2 separate regions of the Homo sapiens genome follow, and region 2 is linked to region 1. Evidence: read pairs that join two places in POLR2A ChIA-PET (ENCODE). Cell type or tissue: PC-9. All regions are shown on one strand. Each heading gives the region's core, and the rest is flanking DNA. Links, peaks and the distances in the headings are about the cores only.

What was found. ChIA-PET counts read pairs that join two places held together with the same protein. Peaks named below come from ENCODE experiments on the same cell type or tissue, not always from the same donor. Only the 100,000 strongest peaks of a DNase experiment are listed, where the experiment ranks them.
Region 2: POLR2A ChIA-PET joins it to region 1 with 5 read pairs; 2 of 35 experiments call an interaction of 5 or more read pairs at or near these places.

Annotation. Positions count from the first base shown.
Region 1 is chr17:64,980,041-64,989,636 of GRCh38, forward strand. No RefSeq gene overlaps it. Among named protein-coding and RNA genes, the nearest start is that of LRRC37A3, 65 kb to the left of the region's middle. RefSeq lists enhancers at 4,866-5,145, 5,763-6,062, 6,343-6,392. In PC-9, for the core only: no CTCF peak of the experiment used is centred there; a DNase peak (open chromatin) is centred at 5,321; H3K4me3 peaks cover 812 bases; H3K27ac peaks cover 2,279 bases.
Region 2 is chr17:65,534,926-65,544,521 of GRCh38, forward strand. It overlaps AXIN2 (axin 2), which reads right to left. Exons shown (of 11, transcript NM_004655.4): 4 at 6,530-6,632; 5 at 3,278-3,418; 6 at 2,399-2,910; 7 at 1,944-2,138; 8 at 1,395-1,628; 9 at 701-796. Among named protein-coding and RNA genes, the nearest start is that of AXIN2, 22 kb to the right of the region's middle. RefSeq lists a silencer at 7,732-7,932. In PC-9, for the core only: no CTCF peak of the experiment used is centred there; a DNase peak (open chromatin) is centred at 7,876; H3K27ac peaks cover 1,015 bases.

The DNA of each region.
Region 1 (9,596 bases), core at 858-8,857:
TTAATAGCTTTTAAAATGTTCATACCTATTGACCCAATAAGAGATCTCACAGACTTATGGTTAAGGATAGTCAACAAAATATTATTTATAATTATGAAAATTAGAAACAATCAAAATATCCAGCTATTGGAGACTGGAAAAGCATAAATTATTAATCATAGACCATAAATTACATGTACATTCATATGTTAGAATACTAAGCATCTATTTAAAATCATTTCTCAGCTGGGCACAGTGGCTCATGCCTGTAATCCCAGCACTTTGGGAGGCCAAAACAGGCTGATCACCTGAGGTCAGGAGTTCAAGACCAGCCTGGCTAACATGGCGAAACCCGGTCTCTACTAAAAATACAACAATTAGCCAGGTGTGGTGGCACATGCTTGTAGTTCCAGCTACTCAGGCGGCTGAAGCAGGAGAATCGCTTGAACCTGGCAGAAAGAGGTTGCAGTGAGCCATGGTCACACCACTGCACTCCGGCCTGAGCGACAGAGCGAGACTATCTCAAGAAAAAAAAAAATCATTTCTCAAAGACAGTAGTGACCTAGAGAAATGCTAAGGGGAAATAAAGTGTGACACAGAAATGTTTACACGTTGTAATTTTTTTTTTTTTTTTTTTGGGACGGGGCCTTACTCTGTCACCCAGGCTGGAGTACAGTAGTGTGATTACAGCTCACTGCAGCCTGGACGTCTCAGGATCAGGTGATTCTCCCACCTCAGCCTCCCAAGTAGCTGGGATTATAGGTATGCACCATTACACTTGGCTAATGTTTTGTGTTTTTTGTAGAGAAGGGGTTTCACCATGTTGCCTAGGCTTGTTTTGGTTTTGAACTTCTGGGCTCAAGCCATCTGCATGCCTCCACCTTCCAAAGTGCTGGGATTACAGGCATGAGCCATCTTGCCTGGCCTATATGTTGTAATCTTATTTTTGTTTTAAAAAGATGTGCTTGGCCGGGCATGGTGGCTCATGACTGTAACTCCAGAACTTTGGGAAGCTGAGGCAGGCAGATCATCTGAGGTCAGGGGTTCCAGACCTGCCTGGCCAACAAGGCGAAACCCCATCTCTACTAAAAAATACAAAAATTAGCTGGGCATGGTAGCACACGCCTGAAATCCCAGCTACTCGGGAGGCTGAGCCATGAGAATCACTTGAACCAGGGTGGCGGAGGTTGCAGTGAGCCAAGATCGTGCCACTGTACTCACTCTGTGTCCAAAAAAAAAAAAAAAAGAAAGTGCTGATAAGTAATAATCTATGAATAATGAGATATTTGGTGGTTTTGATTTCTCTCTCTCCTGCTTTACTTGTTAATTTGCCTTTTCCAAACTTTCTACAATAAGTATTATTACTTTTACAGTCAGAAAGCAATTTAACAAGTCAGTAGTGTATTAATATTTAGGCATTCCTAAATATACAAATGACCCTTGGGCATAACAGCTTCTCCATGTTTTCTAGGTGGTTCTCTGCCTCTGTCTTTCTGCCTAGGCTTTCAGCTGCTCCTCAATCTATTTTTCTATGGTCTCTGAATTTTACTTACACCAACATACCACTAACTAGAGATTCATTTAGATTAACAACCAAGCCATCCTTTGTCTTCCTAATTTGTTGACTTTATTTTAAAATTACTTTATGGACCGGGTGCAGTGGCTCACGCCTGTAATCTCAGCACTTTGGGAAGCCAAGGCAAGCGGATCACTTAGGTCAGGAGTTCGAGACCAGCCTGGCCAATGTGGCAAAACCCCGTCTCTGCTAAAAAAAAAAAAAAAAAAAAACCACACAGAAGATTAGCCAAGTGTGCCAAGTGTGGTGGCACACACCTGTAGTCCCAGCTACTTGGGAGGCTGAGGCAGGAGAATCGCTTGAACCTGGGAGGCAGAGGTTGCAGTGACCTGAGATCACACCACTGCATTTCAGCTTGGATAATAGAGCAACACTTGGTCTCAAAAAATAAATAAATAATAAAATTACTATATATATGAAAATATTCCAAATATACATTTTTAAAAGCTAAGAAGTACTAAAAGCATTGTAATGAAAAGTAATAGTCCCCACCCCATAGGCCAACTTCCTAGAGGCTACTGTTCTCAACTCCTTGGCTGTTTTTTCTGGTATTTATCTCCATGTTTCTCAACAATGTGTGTATAGTGAGATTTCTTGATCTTTTGATTTTAGGTAGCATCTGTTAATTTATTGCCATGAGAGATGAGGACTTAACTCTCATACATCATACTTTCTACCTCTCATTCCTCTGGTGATTATATCACACATTTTGGTTGAATCTGGTGGTCAGTGTTTACATTATGATGATTATGCAAACATTGTGTACTACAGAGCCAAGTAGTGTACTATGACCATGCTTTCTTTCTTGTAGAACCTCTTTATTTTTGCCTAGAGTTAATCATCACTTGATTTCTATTATTTATTTTCTTTTAAAAAACTATATAACATGCATGTGCCTTATTTTTTATGATTCTCTGATTCTTTACTTTGTTTTTTAATGCTTCTCTACATGGCCCGTTTACACTAGTTACATTTTTTTTCTGGGTACCCTCATCTCCACATTCCTATCTATACTGGTCATCCATGGGCCTACTGCATAGCTGTTCCTAGGACTGCAACTACACTTTGCTCTGTTGGATCCCCTGTTTCTTAAATTACTAAATTCTGTCTTCCTCTTTCCTGGCCTACTCCTTTGGTTTCAGTAGCACATCCCCAGAACCTTCTGGAATAAAGGTACATAGAGATAAATATTTTGAGAACTTTGACATCTGAAAATGTTTTTATCCTGCCCTCATACTTGATTGAGAATTTATTGAGTTGGTGTGGAATTCTAGATTGCAAATCATTTCCCCTCAGAATTATAAACAGTTTGCTCCAGTTTCTTCTGACTTCCAATGTTGCTACTGAGATGTTCAATGCCATTTTGATTCCTAGTTCTTTGTATGTTATCTGTTATTTTTAGGAAGATTATAGGGTCTCCTTTTTATCCTTAGCGTTCTGAAGGGTTATAAAGATGTGCCTTAGCCTGAACCTTTCTTCTCATTCATTTTGTGGCTCACTTAGCAGGCCCTTTGATACTGAGACTCTTATCCTTTCATTCTGAGAAATTTTCTGGTATTATTTTTTTGATAATTTCCTTCCCTCCATTCTTGCTGGATGTTGGACTTTCAGAATAGATCCTCAAATTTTCTTATCTCTCACATTTTTTCCATCTTTTTGTACTACATTCTGAAGTTTTTATCAATTATTTTTTTTCTTTTTCTTTTCTTTTCTTTTTTTTTTGAGACAGAGTTTCGCTCTGTTGCCCAGGCTGGAGTGCAGTGGTGCGATCTCAACTCACTGCAACCTCCACCTCTTGGTTTCAACCAGTTCTCTGCCTCAGCCTCCCTAGTAGCTGGGATTACAGACACCCACCACCACACCCAGCTAATTTTTTTTTTTTTTGTATTTTTAGTAGAGATGGGGTTTCATCATCTTGGCCAGGCTGATCTTGAACTCCTGACCTCGTGATCCACCCATCTCGGCCTCCCAAAGTGCTGGGATTATAGGTGTGAGCCACTGTGCCCAGACTTTATAAATTATCTTCTATCTTTTCTTTTGAATACTTACTTTAAACTATTCTGCTTTTCAATAGCCAAAATCCCTTTCTTGTTATGATTATTTTATTTTGCACCCTGCGATGGTTTGAATGTCTGTGTCCCCCCAAATTTCTATGTTGAGACCTAACCCCCAACGTGATAGTATTTGTAGATGGGAACCTTTGGGAGGTGATCAGGCCATGAGAATGGAACCCTTATGAATAGTATTAGTGCCTTTATAAAAGAGACCCAAGGGAGTCAGCTCACCCCTTCCTCCACGTGAGGCCACTGCAAGAAGACACTATCTCTGAACCAGAAAGCAGGCCCTCCCCAGACACCAAATCAGCACCTTGATCTTGGATTCCAGTCCCTAGAACCATGAGAAATAAATTTCTTTGTTTATAAACCACCCAGTGTATCATATTTTGTTACGGCATCCTGAAAGTCTAAAATACATCCTATTTCATGGATAAAATGCCTTTTCTTATTTCTCTATAGATAGTAACTATACTACTTTTGAAGATTTGTTCTGTTGTTTCCTCTGTTTTGGTCTTTTTGTTTCATGTTAGAACTTTCCATAAACATCTGGTAATCTTTGGCTATCTGTTAAGATTTCATTATGAGGCACAAAAAACTGGTGGGGGGTTCTGTGTGCATGAATGTGGCTTATTCTCAGAGGCAATCTGGCAGATAATCAGCTTATTCACTGAGGGGATTCTCCCCAGTGTCTGAACTTGAAAGTTTCTTCTCTGCGACCATTGCATTTTTTTTCCAGAGTAGGATCATTTCCTAACTGACTGCCAGTGTTCTGGAAGCAGGTGCAGTGAAGAGCCTAAGAGTCCTACTAATGTGTGTGTGAATTCCGAATCCTTAGTCACCGTGTTCATCCCTAACCCATACTGCCACAAGGACTCTCAAGTCTCACAACTAATTCATTTTAACATGAGAAGATATTAAGAGGGTTAAGAGGTTCTCCATGATTCACCTACTAGTGTGAATTCATATCTTCTCCTTTTGCTTTTCCCCTGGCCCTTAGCTGATATCAACTGCTCTGAGGAAATGGAAGTCTGATTGGTCAGGAAGCAGGAATAGTGGGTAATTTGGGGTCCCAGACCCCCCTTAGCAGGCAAGCAGCCCAGAGGTGGGTAAAGCACTTTAGGAAAGGGTGCTGCAATCCAGGGACTACGGCCCTGGACCTGGACGCCAAAAGGGAGTTGAGAAAGTAGAAAAGAAAACTACTTATGCTTAAATTGTGCTCAGAGCCAGGTCTCTATGCAAAGGAGCAGCAGGTGACCTGATTTCTCCCTCCTGCACTGCAGAGAACCTGCCCTCAAAGACCCAGAGCTCAGCTTCAGTAGAAGTTGAACAGCACTGTGCGAGCGAACCTGAGAACCCAGTCACCCTGAGAAAAACGGTTTCTAGGAGAAAACACATTCTTTGATCCAAACAACCAACTTACAAATGATCTTTTGGACCACGTCCTGCCTGCAAACTGAGGCTCAATTCACCTTTAATGGGCCAGCTCTGGCAGTGCCAAGGGAGAGAGGCCATTAGCAGAAATGAAAAAAGCAAGAAATCTTTTAGTCCATTAGGTTAAAAGAAGATTTTTCATGCTTTATTATTTATGATTTGCGACTTCAGTTACTGTTTCCTGGAACAAATGTTATGATTCAACTTCTATTTACTGAAGCAAATAGATGCTTATCAGCAGTCATGCTACAAATCACAAAGCAGTCAGTAAGGCCTTTGGGGCTGTGGCCTCTTTTGCAATTCTTTGATGTCTTGTCAGGCAACTTATTTTCTGTGCCTTAGAGAGTTTCCAAAAGCTACCACAATCTGATGTGTGTGTGTGTGTGTGTGTGTGTGTGTATACATTTGTGTGTGTATATCTACATGCACTCTTTCTGTCTCTCTTTCTCTCTCTCTCTATATATGGCATATAAATACAGTAAATTCAAAGAATTGAGCAAAAGCAGATTTTGGTTTTTACTTTAAGAATATCATTTCACTTCCTGAAAAATTAGGAATTAGGAGTCCTAAGAATACCACATAGCATTTAGGAAGACTTGAGTGGGAGCTAAGAAAGTTCGAATGAGGGGAGGAAGAAAGTCCCTGGTCAGCCCGGTATAGTGACTCAAGCCTGTAAACCCAGCACTTTAGAAGGCTGAGGTGGGAGGATTGTTTGAGCTCAGGAGTTTGAGATCAGCCTGGGCAACCTAGCAAGACTCTGATCTCTATTAAAAAAAAGAAAGAAAAGAAAGCCTGGGCAGTGGCCTCAGTGAACCCTCGAGGATGCTGTGATCCTCTTGGTGACGTCCCCAGCCTCTGCTTCAGGATGACAGCATGGTCTCCTGCACCATAGCTCGGTCTGAAATTTTCGGTTTTTCTTTCAAGTTCCCCTTTTTCAGTCTTCAAGGGGGATGGAGGAGGTGGCCTGAATAAGACATAAATGAAAGAGGAAGTGTCTCAGCACCAACCAAACGTAAAACAGCGACAGCGACCCACTTAGCTTGTGACCTCTACGGAAATACTGAAGACGTCCTCTGTGTCCTTTTAGACTTTCTGGGGGAGGGGACAGCTGCTGCCCAGAAGCAAGCAGCTTCCTTTTGGCCAGGTCAGTGCAGGGAACCAACAAAGACAGGGACCTGTGGCCAGAAGAAGCACAGCCACAGCAGGTATCTGATTGGACTGAGCCAGGAAAGGCCTTCTTGCCCTTAGGGACCCCTCAAAGCTTCTTTCCCACAAGCTGGAAACTGCTTGGCTCACTGCTGTCCTAAATGCAGGTGCCAGCCGAGGGGGTTACCCTAGGACCGTGAGCCATTAACAGCTTGTCTCAAATACGCTTCTCCAAGGCAGTCAGCGACTCCCCACTGAACACCTGTGGGTTCCTGCTGGTGCTAACTTAGGCACAGGGCTAGCAGGTCCCTCCCCTGTAGCAGATGATGAGAGCAAGTGTGGTGCAGGAGGAACTGGAAAGAGAGCATCGTCAGAGGCGACACTTGCGTGGATTAAAACCATATATTCTTGTGCAATGTAAAATTGCCAACTTGCATCAGCATAACGAAGGACACACTTAGAATAGAAAAGCTGAGGAGGACAGAAGAATAGGAAGAACAACAAAATCATGCCTGGTCCTTTTGCCCAGAAATGACCCATGTGAATCTTGGCTGAACTTTTAGACTTTTTCGCGGTGCACATTTCTGAACATAATTTGACAACGTGGGACCTCTAGAATTGTACATTCTAATTTTTCAGTCCATTTATTTCTTATTCCAGAAAGAATCCATATATAAGGATGGCTCATCACAGTGTTGTTTTTAATTGTGAAAAGCTGAAAAATGGATGCTCGCCACTAGTGTTTATAAATAAATTCAATAAAGTTATGCTCTCACAATAAAATATTATGTAATCATTTAAAAGAATAATCTCATGCTCTGCGTATTATCATGGAAGGATGTCCACAAGGTCTTGCTGAAATTTTTTTAAAAGTCCCAAAACAGTGTATATATAATTTGAGACTATTGATATAAAAATATGGGTGTATATGTGTGTAAAAAAAGATGTTTGGGCCGGGCACGGTGGCTCACGCCTGTAATCCCAACCTTTTTGGGGCTGAGGTGGGCGGATCACTTGAGGTCAGGAGTTTGAGACCAGCCTGGCCAACATGGTGAAACTCCGTCTCTACTAAAATAAAAATAAAAAAAATTAGCTGGATGTGGTGGTGCATGCCTGTAATCCCAGCTACTCCAGAGGCTGAGGCAGGAAAATCGCTTGAGCCAGGGAGGCGGAGGTTGCAGTGAGCCGAGATCTCACCACTGCACTCCAGCCTGGGTGACAGAGCGAGACTCCATCTCAAAAAAAAAAAAAAAAGGATGTTTGCCAAAATGTTAATAATGGTTGTCTTTAGAAGGAGGGCTTTTTGTGCTGTTTACTTTCTTCTTGATATTTTTTAGCAATTTGTTTTTGCAATGAGCATTTACTAGTTTTATATTTTTTAAACTATTTACCTTGAAAAAATTAGGTAAATCTATACTTACCATATAAAATACATTTATTTTGTAGTGAGTGAAAATGAGGGTTACAAAATATATACATAGTATAATATCATGTTCATATTTTATAGTTTTATACATAAATTTACATATTTTAGTTTAAGTGTTTATAAATACAAAAATACATTCACACATTTGAACATATATATAATATGCATATACATTTTACATGTATATATAAAAAGTTTTAAAACATATATTTTTATTTTTTAAGATTACTCTTTTTTTCTTTTTTTTTTTTGAGACAGAGTCTCACACTGTCGCCCAGGCTGGAGTAGAGTGGCACGATCTTGGCTCACTGCAACCTCCACCTCCCGGCTTCAAGCGATTCTCTCGCCTCAGCTTCCCAAGTAGCTGAGGTTACAGGCGCCCACCACCACGCCCAGCTAATTTTTTGTATTTTTAGTAGGGACGAGGTTTCACTACATTGGCCAAGCTGGTCTCAAACTCCTGACCTCGTGATCCACCTGCCTCAGCCTCCCAAAGTGTTGGGATTACAGGCGTGAGCCACTGTGCCTGGCCAAGATTACTCTTATATTTTGAATAATAATTGTATTTCCATTCTGGGGAAAAGAGTAATATTTTGGAAACCAGGCGCAGTGGCTCACGCCTGTAATCCCAGCACTTTAGGAGGCCGAGGCGGATGGATCATCTGAGGTCAGGAGTTCGAGACCACCCTGGCCAACATAGCAAAACCGTGTCTCTACTAAAAATACAAAAATCAGCCAGGCATGGTGGCGGGCACCTATAATCCCAGCTACTCGGGAGTCTGAGGCAGGATAATTTCTTGAACCTGGGAGGTGGAGGTTGTAGTGAGCCGAGATTGTGCCACTGCATTCCAGCCTGGTGGACCGAGTGAGACCCTATCTCAAAAAAAAAAAAAAAAAGTATGATTTTGGGCTAAGTCTTGGAGGGGTAGGGACGGCCAGTCCAGGGCAGCCCAGGCTGAGGGCACAGCATGTACCAAAAACACAAAGCCACAGCAGAGCAGGGCCATGCGTGGCACACGCTGCTCCTGGCACCTGATAGCACCAGTGTTCTGTCCTCCTGGAAACTCTCCTCTTGCATTTCTGGGTCACTGTTCTCTCCAGGCTGCCCAGTCAGCCAAGCAGGCACCTGGGCACAGAGGGGCCCTGAGGGATTGAGGCTGTCCCGGGTAGGGGCTCCGTAAGGGGGAAGCCAACCTACTTTGCAGTGTTCCTGAGGCTCAGGCCCGTGTGCCACAGTGAGAGGGCGCGAACTCCACGGTCCGTGGACTTGGGTTCAGCTGAGGCACCACCAGCTCCTGGGTGGCACTCGGCCAAGGCACTTTACCTCCCTGGGACTCAGTGTGTTTATCCAGGGGTATGAACAATAAGAACCTCTGGCCCACAGGCTTAATGAGAGAATTAAATAAGACATGGGAACAGCTCCTTTCAACTAACTGTTTATTACCAGAAGGTGCCCAATAACCAGGCATGGCAAAAGCCCAAAGGCAAAAACACAAAGCCCTGACATTTAACAGGTTCTTTTTTTGCTAAGAAACCAGCGCTGGAGACAAGTACTTGTGATATATCCTCGTGGCTGGACTTGTTGGTCACAAGTTCTAATTATGGAAATGCCCTCTGACAAAAGAGCCTGTTGATGTGAGTCACTATGGGTGGTTTAACTCTCTAGGCCTGGGCTGCTCCTAAGAATCATTTGCAGATACATCTATCTACCTAGCTATTTTTTTTTTTTTGAGACAGGGTCTCACTCTGTCACCCACTCTTCACTCTGTGAAGTGCAGTGGCACAATCAGGGCTCACTTTATCCTTGACCTCCTGGGCTCAAGCATTCTTTCCACCTCAGCCCTCTGAGCAGCTAAGACTATAGGTGTGTGCCACCATGCCGAGCTAATTTTTTTATTCTTGTTTTGAATTGTAGTATAGATGTCTCACTATATTATCCAGGCTGGCCTTGAATTCCTGAGCTCAAGCAGTCCTCCCACCT
Region 2 (9,596 bases), core at 383-8,382, 550 kb after region 1:
TCTCAAAAAGAAAAAAAAAAGTGGCTGGCCCAGACCCAGAGAGCTGGTACACTTAGGGTCAACCAATTGAAACAATGAAAGGGTCCAGGGCAGTGGCCTATTGAGGACTTCAAACATTGCTCATTGCTCAGGATGAAGACACTAAGAAAGAAAACTTGATACAGACCATTTTAGATCTCTTTAGCAGATTTCTTTTTAATTGCACCATCCAGTAATTAAACGAGCAGGCTCCTCAACCTACTTTGAAAGAGACTAAATTTACAAAAAGAATCACTGCCCAATTTGGGGGAAGATATTCTGTCTTCTCCAAACAAAAACACAAGGATGGTCCCCTCCACCTCTGCCACAGTGGAGAATGATCTTTCTGCTCAGGGGTGACAAATGTTTCCAGTACTACTAAATTGCAAGTTGAATGGGGGCAACTTTTCCAGCTGAATTTGAGGTCCCTTCTACACTTCTGCTAATGGCTTCATGTCCCAGCTTTTGATTTGTGTATGACCAGAAAAACTTTTGCTATGATGCATTTGTCGGCAGGACATGGATGGCAACATCTACGTTTACTGTTCCTCATCACTAGCGCTAAAATCAAAGTGATTTTAAAAACCAAAAAAAGTTTCATGAAAATGAAACTCCAGATAGCGAATATTCTGAAACATAAAGCACTCGGCAGATCTCAGTAATGTCAGGTAAAGACACTCACTCTTCTGGAGCCAGGCTTGGATTGGAGAAGGGTGTGGCTCCCGTCTGAACAGTGGCCGAATGATTCCTGTCCCTCTGCTGACTGGCCACACAGCACCTGAGGACACAGCCAGGGCGAGGGATTTAGAGGTACACTGTTGTCCCCAGAGCAATTGAAAAGCAGACAGAAAATTACTATTTGGCCTCCTGAAGAGACACGAACCCGACTTCCATCCTTACGGAGACCCAACCAAGACCCTGGGTTAACAGTGGCTGAAGAGGCCAGGAAGACGTCTTGGAACAGCCATTCTAAGCCCCCCTGGGAGCCCAGGATGGGACATTCTCAGCCCCAGCAAAGGGCTGAGGACTCTTGATCCTCCATCTCACAGCTTCTTATATACTCAACTAACCAGCCTTAAACAATCAAGACATTTGTAAGGAATGGGATTTGTAAGCAATTGCTGAAATTCATTCTCCCAATTCTAGGCATGACTTGCCTCACAGATCCTGGCTTAACTCTAGTAGAATGAACATAACTGAAGGGAACAATTTCTAGAAGCTGGAAAGCAGCAGCTTACTCATCCATAAGTAATTCTTCTTCTCATGGGAGGGTTTGAGACCCAGGCAGAAAGAGAGGCCCTCCCCATTAGCCACAGACCAGGTCTCCACCCAAACCCAATCCCTGCCTCAACCTAGGACCCTTCACTTCCACTCACCGCTGCTTTGGGGGCTTCGACACCTCAGCTAGCCTGCGACAGGCCTCCTCCAGCTGAGCCAGCGTGTTGGGTGGGGTCAGGGGAGGCATCGCAGGGTCCTGGGTGAACAGGTGGGCACGGGGGGTGGTGCGGGGGTGCCCGCTGTTGCCCCCCCACAGATGGTGCCGGCTGGCTCGTTCGCCTGGAGACGAGCGGGCAGACTCCAAGGGGTAGGCCTTTTTTGTGCTTTGGGCACTAAACAAGGAATGAGCAGAGAGAAAACAGAAGGAAAGAAACTGGGTTAGAAGAACTGGAAAATGTGACTTCAATAGAAACTTGTCTATTCTGCTCAGAGAGAGAGTTAAAAAAAAAACTACCATAACATGAACAGGGGTCAGTGCCAAAACATGACATTTTTGTGGTCTGCTCAGTCCAACGTTTAATATTAAGATGGCAGGAGCAAATAGTCACATTTGTATTCCGCGGACTGCAAAAACAGCCATTCCCACAATACCTCCGTACTGAGTGCCCATGACCCTCGCGGCCGCGGCGGCGGCAAGCGGTGTTTACCTATGGGGCTTGGGCTTGCTCTGCCGCTCACTCTCCAGCATCCACTGCCAGACATCCTGCGACCTGTCTCCTTCCTCCCGGGGAAGCTGCAGGGCCCCAGCTCCGCCGGGGGCCCCTCCTTCCCTGGCGGGCAGGGCCAGGCCCGGCTCCGTGCCTTTCCCATTGCGTTTGGGCAAGGTACTGCCTCTGCTGCCGCTGTGGGGAACCAAGAACCACACCCAACCCAGAGACCCGGTTAAATCTCCGGGACTCCTAGAATCAGACAATTCAGCAAGTCGGGGGGCTGGTGACACGAAAGACCCATGCACCTGCTCCCCGCACCCTCACCCGGCCGTGCACTCTGCCGCCCTCTTAGAAACTAAATGCCTGTAATGCGGCTCCCACCTCACACCTGCCCATGGACCTGGCTGGGAGACAAGCCCCACACGGGACACTGCGGTCCGCCCGGCACTTACCCAAACTGCTCGCTGGGCATGGTTTCCGGAGCCTTGGAGTGGCTTTTGCATTTCGAGTAGCAGTAATACTCGCTGCCCCCAGGGCAGAAGCAGTGCACCCGCTGCGTGGCCTCCGCCTCGATCTCCTCCTTGGTCTTGGGGACGGCATGGTGGTGGATGTAGTGGTGGTGGACATGCTTCGTCGTCTGCTTGGTCACAAAGCCTTTGCCCCCGAGGAGGGGGCAGGCGCCCGGCGAGGCGGCCGCGGGAGGCAGCTTGCCACCGGGCGGGAGCAGGGAGTGGTACTGCGAATGGTGGTGGTGGTGGTGGTCCGGGGAGCGGGAGCGGGGGCTATAGCGGCCTACGCCTGGAGACTGGCAGCCAGGGGTCTTGAGGACCCTGGACAGGTGATCGTCCAGTATCGTCTGCGGGTCTTCCTCGTAGCTGCCGGAGGGCAGTAGGGAGAGGGGGTGCTGCGTGGGCGCCCCCTCCCGCGAATTGAGTGTGAGCTCGGAGCCCTCTCTCTCTTCATCCTGAAAGGGAAGACGTCAGAAGGAGAAGTGACCCAGGAAGCAGAAGGGCCAGAGGCCCTGGGGTTGCAACATTCGGCTCCCTACGCAGGAGCACGCACACCCGTGTGCACGCCCACAGCCACGCCCATGCGCACACGCACAGGCCCGCCTACACAAGCACATATCCACACGCATATGCACACCCACACGCAACCCATGCACATGCGCACACAGCCCACGCCCAGGCACACACCCACACGCAGCCCACGCGCATGCGCATGCAACCCACGCACATGCGCACACCCTAACGCACCCCATGCACATGCGCATACACATACGAGCGCTCACGCCGTGGACGGAAGCAGGAAGAAGGCCTAGGCCGCATTACCTCTCGGATCTGCTGCAGGCGCTCCTCCAGGCTGTGGCGGCTCTCCAACTCCAGCTTCAGCTTTTCCAGCCTCGAGATCAGCTCAGCTGCAAAGGTGGCGGGTTCCACGGGGGTCATCTCCTTGGGCAGGCGGTGGGTTCTCTACAGGACGTGGAAAGGAAAGGGAGGAGGCACGTTCAGCAGGCTAGGTGGGCGGTGGCTTGGCCGGAGCTTCCCGCACCAGGCGCTGTGCACCGCAAACCCATGTTCGGGTGTAGAGTGGATGGCAAGGCGGCCTGGGCTGCTCGGGACTTTTATGCGCTAGCGCCATGGCCTCATGGAGAGCCATGGTCCCCACCAGCGTTTGCCTTGGGCAGGAGCAGTTGGTCGCACTCCGAGAGGCCCTGCTTGTTCTTTCTGTAGTACAACCAGCCCATCAGTAGTTACTTTGAAGTAGAAAATCTTCAAAGACTGTTGTCAACCATCAAAAAAAAAAAAAAAAAAAAAAAAAAAAAAAAAAAAAAGGCAGCCCTCTGAGGTGGGGAGGGGAGAGACCAACTCAAGGAATAGAAAGTAGAATCTAAACAGAAAGAGAGTTGAAAATTTAAAAAAATAAGATTGGAAAGGAGGTGGGAGGAAAGAAAGTGGGGGAAAAGGGAGTCAAACGGCCTGGATCAGAGAAGAAGTGGTAATTTATTTCCTGGCCGCACACTGCGCACCTTTGAGGTGGTGGTGTCTCAACACTGTCCTCGATCTCCCTCGTTTTTCTCCTTCCCTCCTCCCTCTCTCTTTGTACAGAAAATGAAGAAAGCTGCTGCAGGCTAGTAGCAGAACACTGCTGAGCTTGGCTGCCTGAAGCTGATCTATCAAGGGAAAAGGGAACATCTCCAAATCAAGTGCAGAATATAAAAAGGCACCGAGTACGCCTGCCAAAAGCAGCAAACAGAGAGAACCCCTGCTGCCCAGCTTTCTGTCCTTTTCCTGTCATCTCGCTCCCCCCACCCAACCCCCCACCTCTCCAGTTGTTCTACCTCCTTCTTCCTAATCTCCCTCTTGCTTAGCTCCTTTCTTTGGGCTGGGGTGGGGGTAGCAGAAAGCTAACTTGCAAAGGCTAGCATCTCCCCCAGCTGAAAAGATGGGCCTTGCCACGGCAACCACTTAGCTGCAGAAACTGGGGAAGAAGAGAAAGGCTCCTGTGTAGGTGGCCATTCTCACACAGGCTGGCTCCTTGCAGCCCCTGATCAAAGCGCTGCCTGATGGAGAAAGTCGATTTGCACACCCCAGGACAAAATCATCTAATTTACAAGCTTGGGCGATAGAACTTTTCTTTGTTAACTCACATATCCCCCAGTCAAAAAAACAATGATAGTATGTCATCAATACTTGTTATCTGTAGAGGGAGGGGATGCTAGAGGTCCTCAGAAAAGCAATTTTAATATGCTAATTTTAAAACAAGGTAAGTCTGCCCTTGTCTGTGTGAGGAGCTTTCAGAGAAGAGCTATAGTTTGTGCACTAATGCAACATGGGTTTAGCAATTCAATGTGTTAATTTTTTAAACACAACATAACCAGACCAATTAGATTCTCTGAAGCTGGCAGGAAGGATTCATAAACACCTGCTGTGAGCTGGGTGCTTTCTTCCCCTCCCCTCCTTGCAACCTGGATCTGAGGCTGTTGTAAACAGCACAGCCCTAAAATGGGAATGTAGATGGGGAAGTTCTCTTGAGTACAGCCATGTGCTGGCTGCTTTAGCAAGCATGGAAATAAAAGCAGAGGTCCCAGAAGAGCCCTTCATCCACCATCTCAGTCACAGGAAGAAGCTGCTCAGGAGATCCTCACTTCTAAACACTTCGTTCATTCCGCATTTGATAGGCACAGACTCACCAGCAGGTACCAAGCCAAGTTCTGGAGTTGGAAAGGAACAGCTACCCTCCAGGGCTTCAGGAGCCAGGAGGAGAAATGGTCAATGAATACATAAATAAATGACTAAAATCACTGACTAAAATGACTTGGAGTCCTGTGGTTGACACAAGAAGTAGAATGTCCCAGTGAAGAGAGCAGGAGGATGTCCCAAGGGGGGGCAGAGGTTCCTTATTCATTCACTCAAATGTTTATTGAGCACCTATTATGTGTCAGGTACTGTTCTAGTCTCTGTGCATACAGAGGTTAACAGAATAGATAAAACTCCCTCCCATCAGAGGGCTTCCATTCTAGTGGAAATACAGTGAGCTCACCAAGCTGTAGAGAAGCATGGATCATCTAGCATTTCTTAGTTTCTGGGAAATAAGTGCTTCAGTTTCTTTCTGATAGGGAATTTTTTTTTTGAATTCAGAAAATGCAAAGGTTCAAAAATAGGTCATCAAACCTCTCACATAGTTGGGATGCTTGTCCCCTCCAAATCTCATGTTGAAATATGATCCCCAATGGTGGAAGTGCACCTAGTGGGAGGTGTTTCGTGCCCTCCCTGCAGTAATGAGCAAGTTTTCCCTGTAGTTCATATGAGATCTGGTTGTTTGAAAGAACATGGCATTGCCCACCACCCCCCCAACCTCAGCTTGCTGTTTCTCCCGCTATGTTACAAACTGGCTCTCCTTCCCCTTGCGCATCATGATTGAAAGCTCCCTGAGACCTTCACCAGAAGCAGATGTTGGCGCCATGGTTCTTGAATAGCCTGCAGATCCATGAACCAAATAAACCTCTTTTCTTTGTTTTTTCTTTTGAGAAGGAGTCTCGCTCTGTCGCCCAGGCTGGAGTGCACTGGCGTTAGCTCACTACAACCTCCACCTCCCAGGTTCAAGTGATTCCCCTGCCTCAGGCTCCCAAGTAGCTGGGACTACAGGCGCACGTCACCACGCTAGGCTAATTTTTGTATTTTTAGTAGTGGTGGGGCTTCACCATGTTGGCCAGGCTGGGTCTCGAACTCCTGACCTCAGGTGATCTGCCCACCTCCGACTCCCAAAGTGCTGAGATTACAGGCATGAGCCACTGTGCCCAGCCGTAAACCTCTTCTTTTTATAAATTACTCAACCTCAGGTATTCCTTTATAGCAAAACTGACTGATACCTCATAATCACATCACTGTGCTCACCATCACAACCCAAAAAACCATGTAATGCCTATTGTCCAGTTCTTTTCTCTCCCTTTGCCCTAGGGGACCTTAGGTACTGCTCTTTTCTACCTTCCCTATACCTCTCCCCATTCCACCACCCATTTCTTTTCTTTAGGACTCAACATGGCAGAAAACAGCTGTCTCCTCACTCCAGACTGTACTCACCGGGAAATGAGGTAGAGACACTTGGCCATTGGCCTTCACACTGCGATGCATTTCTCTCTGGAGCTGTTTCTTACTGCCCACACGATAAGGAGGAATTCCATCTCTAAGGGAAAGGAAAAGACAGAATCCACAGGCTTACGAGGATGTTTTCAGCACATCACATGGGCTACTGTCATATGCCATCTTGAGATCCCGCCGACAGGGCCACATGCTTCCATAGGAGTGTCACATGTCTCCAGATACCATCGGTGCTCCCACAGGGAAGGACCCACCCAAGGTCAAATTTAAATCCTGCCCATCAATCATCTATGGAAACTTGGCTTCCTTGGATGCAGAAGCATCAACTTGGAAAGAGCCTGGAAAGTTAATCTCTCGGACTGTTGTCTTAGAACTGGGTTACACTCCAGCCAGCCCAGGCAGAGCAAAGGCTCCCCTATTTTACAGGTGCCCTAAGTAGGAGATTCTCAGGCCCCACTGGTCCTCCCACTTGTTCCCACTGCTTCAAACCAGGAACCAGTGCCTTATGGATAGGGCCAGGGCAGAAAGTTGTAGGGATAAGAACCAAACCTACAGAGGGCTAAATCAGGCATTAGTGAAGCATGCATAACTCTCCAAGTCAACCTCCTAGTCATTTCCAAATGTATTTCTTTTTATAAACCAGTACAGCGTGATTAATAAAAAGAATATATAACATTTAGGCCCCTTCTCTCAGCTCCAAACCCTACCACCCCCAACCAATGAATTTTCAAAGACACATGACCAATGTGGGCATGAAGAGAAAAGCCCCTACTATGTGGTGGTCTGTGCAATCCATTTAAAGATTAGCACCTACTATGTGCCAGATCTTCTCCTAGGCACTAGGCAAGAGAGCAGTAGACAAAGTGGATACATAATTCAAACAACTGCCCTCTTGAAGTTTACATTCTAATGGGGAGGCACAGGCAATGAACAAAATAAAAAATAGTATGTTAGTGATATGTACTATGAATAAATACACAGCAGGAAAAGGAGAATCACTGGTGAGTGGGTAAGCTGCAAATTTAAATTGGATGTGGGTGTCAAGTCCTCATTGAGAAAGGGACCTTTGGGCAAAGACCTGAAGAAGTATGGGCCCCTATCCATTATATTTTTAAAAACAAAACATTAACAAGTAGAAGAATTTTTAAAAAGCTGCCACTCCAGCTAGTGTTCACTACAACTATGACCTAGAGTTGCCATGATTTTTTCCAGAAAGAATTTCCTTCTTAAAAGCAGAATGGTCAAGGTGTGACTATTTTCCCATTGATGTCCCTTCAGGAGGCCACTTATTTACAAAAGCCTCAGGGTGCAAACATTTTCATAATGAATCATACTTGGAGGCTGTAAATATTGAAATTGGGTGTTTGGCTACTTCCCTTTCCCCAATGTCTGGTTCATCATAGGGTGGAAGAAAAATAGGATAATTAGCAATGTCTAAAAATACCCAGGGGGCAAGCCAGGAGTAACTAGTCAACCTCTAGCTCCTTATCTGAAATGCCCTAGAATTCTAAATAGCTGCATTTTCAGGAAGTCTACTGACCTAGGTCAGAAAACAGGAACACAAGGGACAATGAAGATTCCAATAGATCAACAAACCAATGTATGTTAACCAAACCCTGGCTAAGGAGTGCATAAACGATAATTGCACTGAGGTGAGTAGGGAAGGGAGAGAAGAGAGATCAGTATCCAGAGCAACAACTTACCCCCAAGTGTGAGTACTGCCCCAAAGAAAGGTAAGTATGGAGCAGAGACAGAGCACTGTGGGAAGGATTCGCAGCAGCTGGCTGACCAGTGCTGGAGAAACACGTCTTCTACTCATGACTGAGAAACAGCCTCCTACTCATGAGGCTCGGCACCTGACCAAGCCCACCTAAAGATTATTTATCAAAACTCTGTGTCTTCACCTTGGGTAGCTGAAAACGGGACTTATAAGCATGCCTGGCTTGACCAGAAACCAAATCGCACCCAAGGCAACTGATGCCAACCTGAGAATGCCAGCTCATAGATACCGAGTCCCTACTGTACGTCAGACATTGGACCTATAATCAGACTTCATTCTCATAAGAACCTTAATGAGCCACATTTTACAGATGACCAGAAATGCTCAATAGCTCACCTAGTGTTACAGTCAGTAGCAGATTGACAACTCATACCCAAGCCACTGCTGGACTCCAGAACAGGCATCTGTAACAACCTACACTTGGTCATTTCAATAAGATGCCCTTCCCAGCCCCAATCAGCAGTCAAGCTTCCTGATGGTCTTAATGTGGAGATGCCATTTCCTAAGCCCCACGCAGTCACCTGACATTGATAAGGCATGAGGGGGAAATTTGTGGAATTTTCTGGGAAGTCCTCCCCAACCACCTAGTACTCACTAGCTATGGGGCTCGCCAGGTGGTTCCCAAGCCATGCTGAATATCCCCATCTCTCACCTAAGATACCTTGTATGGTAGGGGTGGCGGTATCCCACAGATTGGGCTCATGCTGGTCTAACCAAATTCTGCTGCCCTAGGGCTGTAAGACAATGTCTATCCTCCATCTCTCTTCTAGGGACTTAGACAGTGGATGACTCTGCTTCAGCCCTGTTCCTGACAGTCTTGGGGGCAGGAGTCAAGCACTCCATGGACCCCACCATGACACAAGTGACATAAGGCTTCAAGAGTCCTAGAAGAGTCCCCCGTCCACCCCCTCCAAGACTCTTGACATTTCCACTGGTAGCTTTCACTCTTCCTTCTCCCAGATGAAAGTCAGTGGTAGAGCTTTTATGCCTCTTTTTCTTCTTCCATATAATAAGGTTAAAAAAAAAAAACAGGATGGGGGTAGGGATGGGGAGGGGAGTAGATAACTGCAATATTGAAGGCAAAAGGAACAAATGATTTCATAAGCACCTCATACCCCGCCCCCCATCCCCCACCACCACCACCACACACACTCCATTACCCAGGGCAGGTGAAGGACTAAACTGCTGGAAAGGCAACTTGTAACCAGAGCAGAAAAGGAAGATGTCAGCCTGTAGAGGCTCAGAAAGGCTTAACAGGCACCTTCAAGG